Regions from separate parts of the Homo sapiens genome. Here region 1 is linked to region 2. The links are chromatin contacts, found by Hi-C in ENCODE. All regions are on one chromosome and are shown on one strand. The core of a region is the stretch at or near the end of the contact, and the rest is flanking DNA. Distances in the headings are between cores, read along the strand shown.

What was found. A loop is a pair of places that touch in the nucleus more often than their neighbours do. Pooled maps may share reads with other maps.
Region 1: a map with no recorded cell type shows a loop between it and region 2 (17-fold over the local background). The contact joins the enhancer-like site here to the promoter of LINC01506 in region 2. A Hi-C loop is called at or near these places in 6 of 37 single-sample maps with no recorded cell type and 4 of 50 pooled maps.

Annotation. Positions count from the first base shown.
Region 1 is chr9:70,556,382-70,559,751 of GRCh38, reverse strand. The region is part of intron 22 of TRPM3 (transient receptor potential cation channel subfamily M member 3); the gene reads left to right. Among named protein-coding and RNA genes, the nearest start is that of KLF9, 140 kb to the right of the region's middle. Within about 2 kb of position 1,576, at least 2 of the 41 ENCODE cell types and tissues checked have a DNase peak (open chromatin) inside an H3K27ac peak, as active enhancers do.
Region 2 is chr9:68,545,352-68,548,654 of GRCh38, reverse strand. LINC01506 (long intergenic non-protein coding RNA 1506) reads left to right here and starts at 2,053. Exons shown (of 4, transcript NR_109769.1): 1 at 2,053-2,096; 2 at 2,819-2,938; 3 at 3,031-3,154. The region is part of intron 2 of TMEM252-DT (TMEM252 divergent transcript); the gene reads right to left.

The DNA.
Region 1 (3,370 bases), core at 327-2,826, 2.0 Mb before region 2:
AAGAAGAATGTCACTGATCTTTCACCCCAGACCTCACATTCCCATTTCTACTGGGACTGAGAGAAAGGTCCCTTCTCTTGCGTCAATTTCAGTTGGTTGGTGTGCTTTCAGGAGTTTTGTCTTGAGAAGGTTTCCAAGGTCACATCTTGGCTCAGAGGGAAAAAACATCAAGATTAATTGGCAACGTCTGTCATGGATGCAAGATGGGGTATTGTTGGTTTGCCATGGAGATTTACACAACAGCATCTAGAGGGAGATTTTCTATAGCTTTTGTCAAAGACCAGACCTATTGCTTTAACCTTGGCAATTACCAAAAACCAAAAACCAAAAAATCTATTTTTTCCCTCTGTCAGTTTTTTGCTCTCACAGGAGCCACCCTATATTGACAGGTCATGATGATACTTGTTGAGGTCTTGACATAAACAGGAAAATAGACACCCAGTGAAATAGAGGAGCTGTAACTCACAGAATGTGGCCTGACATTGCAGGTCACATGTGCAGTGTGTGACATCCATGTCTGCAGGCATTCAGCCATTGTTTATTGAGCACCTACTATGTGCCAGGTAGTGTTCTAGAGGCTGTTTAGTGAACAAGAGAGACAAAAATCTTGCCCTGTGAGGCTTATATTCCAGCAAGGGATGTCATTGACTTGTTATTATAAAAGTTTATGTATGAAAAACATTTCAACCATTGGAAGGCTGTGCTCCAAAACCCCCCACAACATCTATAGGGAGGGCTTTCTTACTATCATCCATGTACTTTGGCAGAATTCTACCTGAACAACCTGTTAATTTGTTCCAGAGCCCAATCATCTATTTCTACTTATTAATGCATAGTTAACACAAATAGCATTTCCAGGCTTCTGCCATGTGATGTGTCAATGTGACCCCCATAAGTAAACCATAGAGAATCTGAATCTCCAAATGTTTGATCCCTTCTAATTTGCCACTGCTGCATAGATGTAGCCTTCCCATTCTGTACCTGCACGTGACTTTGAGGCCCTACGACTTAATCTTAAGCTATGACCAGCTTCTAGAATAAGTTTTCTTCACTTTAACTTTGGCCAGGTGCTTGGCCAAAGTTTCCCAGCTGCATTAATCCTACAGGTTTGATAATAGGTCTAATCTGTGTCATTAGTTTCTGAGTCAAAGATCCCACTTGGACAAAATTCGAGCTTTATCAGTATAGGCCCTTTACTTTATACTTTGGGGAAGAAGGGGAGCAGCATGGCCTCTGGCTCCTGGCAATAATTCAACCTTGGTATCAGATCAGGTTTTACATCCCGCATTGCTCCTTCCAATCTTTCCATGCCATTCCAAGACTCCAAATGCAGTCTCTCAGCAATGAGGTGCCCAAAATATGAACATCTCTTATTACTGGCTTGTGGACAAGGGCTAGAGGTGGGGGTAATTGTATCAGTCAAGACTAATTACAAGTAACAGAAACCCAATTGAAATCGACTTAAGAAAAAGAATCGCATGGTTTTTATGACTATAGAAGGCTGGTTTTAGGCATGGCTGAGCCAGGAATCAGTTTCTGTTCTCTGTGATAGAGTCACTCTTGGGCAGGCCTTCTCTACTTGGTAGCCTTACGTTGTATTGTGAAAAGAGAACTTCTCTTTTATACTAGTTTCAACAAAAGTTCCAAGGCTGATGCTTATTGAGCTGATTGATCAGGTGTGGGTCACATGTCCATCCCTGAACCGATCACTGCAATCAGGGAATAAAATACACTGATTAACCTTCTCCTAGATTTGGCATTGAAGTTCATTTCACCCGTACTTCATGGACTGAGACTGGACAAGGGGTGGTTCCACAAAAGGAAACTAGGATGGGGAAATATACACTGGGCAGTTGGAACCAGTCAATATCCACTAGAAGGACTCTGTACTGACTGTCACCATGAAAGAGGGAGGTGACAACATGCCACTTGGTATGGAGGTGGTACTGACCATGCATTTGCCTCTTGCAAAAGGACTGAGAGAAAAGCCACCCAAATGTCAGGTCCCAAAAGCAAGGAAGGAGGAGGCCCAGGGGAAGTCACCAGCCTACGTTTCCTAAACATCCACCCATGTGCCATCTTGGGTGCATGTCCCGGGGGCATTTCTCTGGGAACATAAATCTCCAGATACTGGTTGGTGCTATATGACATTCCAGATAATTTATTCCCCATCCTGGAATCTGCTGCTTATCAGGGTTTTAAGGCACCAGTTCATCTTCATCAGTGGTAGACATCTGTAAGCTTGAGTCATAGCACTTTTTAGGTTGGTAACTACCCAGAACAAGGACATCATTAGAAACCATTATAGAACAACATTTTGCATTAACTGCTGCATATAATGCTCTTTCTTTGCTGATATTACCAAATGAAGGCTATTTCTTAACTATTCATTTTTACCATCATCATCATGGTAACAAGGATCATCTAATTCACGGATATTGCCGTTACTGCTGTAGAAACTAGATAATGTTCCTCAGGCTGGTCCTGACTACCAGACTGCTCTGTATGGCCAGGCTAGAGGGACTATCACAGTTCAAATGTGAGTGCTTCCTCAGAAACCCCATCCAAGCTCATATCACACAATAATGCAAAGCTTTGTACCCTTTCTATGTCTCTACCAAATTACAAGTTCTTTAAGAACAGGAAGCATCTCTCTAATTCCCAATATACCCTGTATTCAGCATATTATAACCACTGAATACATGTTTGTAGAGTAAGCGCTATTCTTAGTGATTGCAAAACAAAGGGGAATAAAACATAGTTCCTGAGAAGCTCAAAGTCTATCAATTACAGAAATAAAAATACCAATCATGACTCAGCTAATGTTCATTGAGTGCTATGTGCTAGATACTGAACTACATACTTTGCATGCATTATCTTGTGTAATGATCTTGACAGTACATTACTTGACAGTAATATACCATTATTACTCCCATTTTACAGATGAAGAAGCTAAAGTTTATGGACAAAGCTAAAGTCAGATCATTTGAAAATGGCAGAGTCAGGGTTTTGAGGGGGGTTTTTGTTTTTGAGACAGGGTCTTGCTGTGTCACCAAGGCTAGAGTCCAGTGACACGATCTCAGCTCACTGCAACCTCCACATTCCAGGTTCAAGCAATTCTCCTGCCTCAGCCTCCCAAGTAGCTGTGACTACAGGTGTGTGCCACCATGCCTGACTAATTTTTGTATTTTTAATAGAGACAGGGTTTTGCCATGTTGACCAGGCTGGTCTCGAACTCCTGACCTCAGGTGATCCACCCACCTCGGCCTCTCAAAATGCTGGGATTACAGGCATGAGCCACTGCACTCAGCCAGAGTCGGGGTTTGAACATAATACATGTTCCTAACCACTAAATTAATACTACCTCTGT
Region 2 (3,303 bases), core at 804-3,303:
ATCGTAAGAATAATTCAGCTGAAGTTTTTAACTAATTGTTAGATGCCAAATGTGGGCTAATGTGGGAGTACAGAAACACTAGGAGCTGTAGACACGATGGGGGTTTGCACCCACTTCTGGGCTCTTCTCCAGTGGATCTCCACCCAGCTGCTGCAGGAAATTGTCAAGCCCCAGCTGGACTCTGTTGAGCTGCTAGAGTCGGGAGGTGGCAAACCCTCCTTCCCCCAGGGCACAGGCGAAACCCATGTGGCTGGAAAAAGTGAAAAGAAAAAGCCCTCTGTAAGGGAGGATCAGGGAACTATCCTGAGGTCAGATTGTTAGAGGAAACTAATGCTGGAGAAAGAGTAGGTTCACTGAGAAAGCCCCAGTCTCCAACACCAGGATCTTAAGGCCTGCATAAGACTAAGGTGGATCAAGACAACAGAGAAACCCCCTCCCCCTACCACCCAGCTAGCAAGCATCAGGTAATAAGCATAGTCTGCTGCTGAAAAAATAGGCAAGAGTATGAAGACCCACCCCACTCAGGTGCGAGTACTCAGTGAAGGTCTAAAATTGAGGATAGAGGAGGAACATTGAAAAAAACCCTTCAGCAAGCCATCCCTCACCCCAAGCACCAGTTAATACCAGAGGAATTTGAAGCCAGTAGTGCACTGAAGGGAACCATAATAACAACAAAACCCAAACTCAGCCCAAATCTTGACTAGATTTGCTCAACTCCCTACACCGAGAGGTGAGCAATGGCAGAGTTGTGCCCATGTTCAGGCATGGCATATCTACTGTTTATCTCAGTCTCTACTATCCTACACACAGTACCTAGCAGTCAATAAAAAATTACAAGGAAAAAAAAGTAAGAGAAAAAAAGGTCTTGGACCCAGTGGTTTTATGAGGGAGTTCTACTAAATCTTTGAGCAACACATATTTTGCTATCACTTAAGTTATTCAAGAGTATTAAAACTAGGAAGTGGAGAAAAGGGAAACAGAATATTACAGAGAATTTCATAAAGTGGGCACAGAAACTGCTTCCTATTTACAAGTCCCTGCCCATCATGCCAGGTGGTGTCAATGCAGGCAGTCAGATTCTGCCCTGGCTTGAGGCTTCTGCTCTGATCCAAAGTGGCCATGGAAGTGTGGTCTTTTCAGTTTTCCAAGGATCCCCAAAGAAATTAAATTTGTTCTGGCTTATTTGTGGATTAAATTGACCTCCCTCTAGAACAAAATTTATCTTTCTGTTTGGCCAATAGACAGGACCAAATTTCCTCACCACAACTTTATTTACAGAAACAGGCTGCTGCCCCATGAGCCATATTCTGCCAATTAGATTTTTTAAAACATTGCTGGAAAATATGATTTTTCTTGATTACTAAGTTCCACCCTCCCCACCCCCTATAACCCCCAACAAATTTTGCACTTTAGGCAACTGCCCCATAGTTCCACCTAGTCCTGGTCTCCACAGAGTCCCCTGGCCCAGAGACCCACTAGGTTCCACCCAGGGTGAGTGGGGCCTCACGTGCTGCTCTCACATCAGCTTACCTTACTGTGCCATGCACTTTGTGAGAAGCTGTTCTTTGCCAACCAAAAAAAAGCCTTCATATAAATCTTCTCCTGAGTGGGGGAAGAGGAGGGAGGGTGGACAGTTTCAAAAGCAAAGAAAACAAGAATGGAAAAGAGGAGGAAGTGGCCAGTGCTCAGTGAACCCTCAAGTGTGAAAGGCTAATCCAGAAATCACTCAGTAATCACCACCGTGAAATCAGGCAGGGCTGACATCTCTTGCTACGCCTATGCGCCCCTTCCCTGCCTCCCACAAAGCCTCACTTCCTAAACCAAAGTGACCTTCTGAAATCTGGCCAGTCTGCCTCAGCTCTTGGCCCCATGTCCCTCCTATGCAACAGCTTCTACACACCATTAGTTTCCTTCCAAAGTCCCCACTGACTTCTCATTCACAGCAATGCTCTTCCTGTTTTCGAAACAAGGGTATTGGCCCATGTGCCTGGTAAACAGAAACTAGAGTGCATAGGGCTGTGAGAAGTTCTAAGGCATTTGTGTATTGCACCGGAGACTGAAAGAAGGGTGAGGTTTTGGGGGCTCTGATGTGCAAGGTAAGGCACTCAGTGTTCAGAACAATCCTCATGGATCTGTCATGCTCAAAGGAACAGTGTTGAAAGAGTGATTATGGTTTAAGATAATTTGGCTGTCAACCAAATAACATGTTGTTGCTTACTGCTATGTCAGACACTTCTGCTGATTGGTGAATTTTTTTTTTAATTTATTTTTATTTTTTTATTTTTCGAGATGGAGTCTCTCTTAGTCGCCCAGGCTAGAGTGCAGTAGTGCGATCTTGGCTCACTGCAAGCTCCGCCTCCCGGGTTCAAGCCATTCTCCTGCCTCAGCCTGCTGAGTAGCTGGGACTACAGGTGCCCACCACCACGCCCGGCTAATGTTTTTTGTATTTTTAGTAGAGATGGGGTTTCACCATGTTAGCCAGGGTGGTCTCTATCTCCTGACCTCGTGATCTGCCCATCTCGGCCTCCCAAAGTGCTGGGATTACAGGCATGAGCCACCGCACCCGGCCTGATGGGTGAATTTTTAAGAGGAAGAATAATAAGCAAATAGACTAGTTTAAAAGCAAGGTATCATTTCCTTGGTGGATCTCTTGAGAAGGAGATGGAAACAGTGATGGGGGACTTTGGCTTGGCCTCCACTGAGTCCCAGAACTTTTCTCTCTAGAGGTGTGAACCATACCCCTCCAGCGTATCCATTTTCCCATCAGTTTCATACTGTCTGTGAACTTTGGTGAATCATCAGTCTCTCTCTTCTGCAGTGTTGCCACCTTTAAATGGCCCCTTACTCTCATAATCAGTGCTGAGTAGTGGCAAGGGGGAGAAAATGGAAAAGTTGGCATGGGAGAGAAGGCAGATCCAGAAGATAGGATACAGCTCAGGTAAAGGGCCAAAGGTCTCCTGAAATGACTCTTCAAGGCAACTTCTTAGTGTTTGACTGCCTCTTTCTTACATTCTTTTTATTTTGCCCCAGCCCTGAGAATGTGGCCTGATTTTCTCTTCTGTTATTACAACTGCTCTTCTGCTTGAGTTTCTTCTACACCTTCAAGATGGCTGAAGAACAAGACGCTTTCTCTCCATGTCTATGCTGTTTCACTGTGAGTAAAGCAAGTGTACATCTGCTTTCATTTCTTTTTTTCAAAAATGTTATTACTACTAGTGAGTGTGGGGAAAGAGGGCATACTGCAACATAAATAGGAGGGAAACTGCAAGTAATAAAAATTGTTTAAAATTACAAGTAATTGGT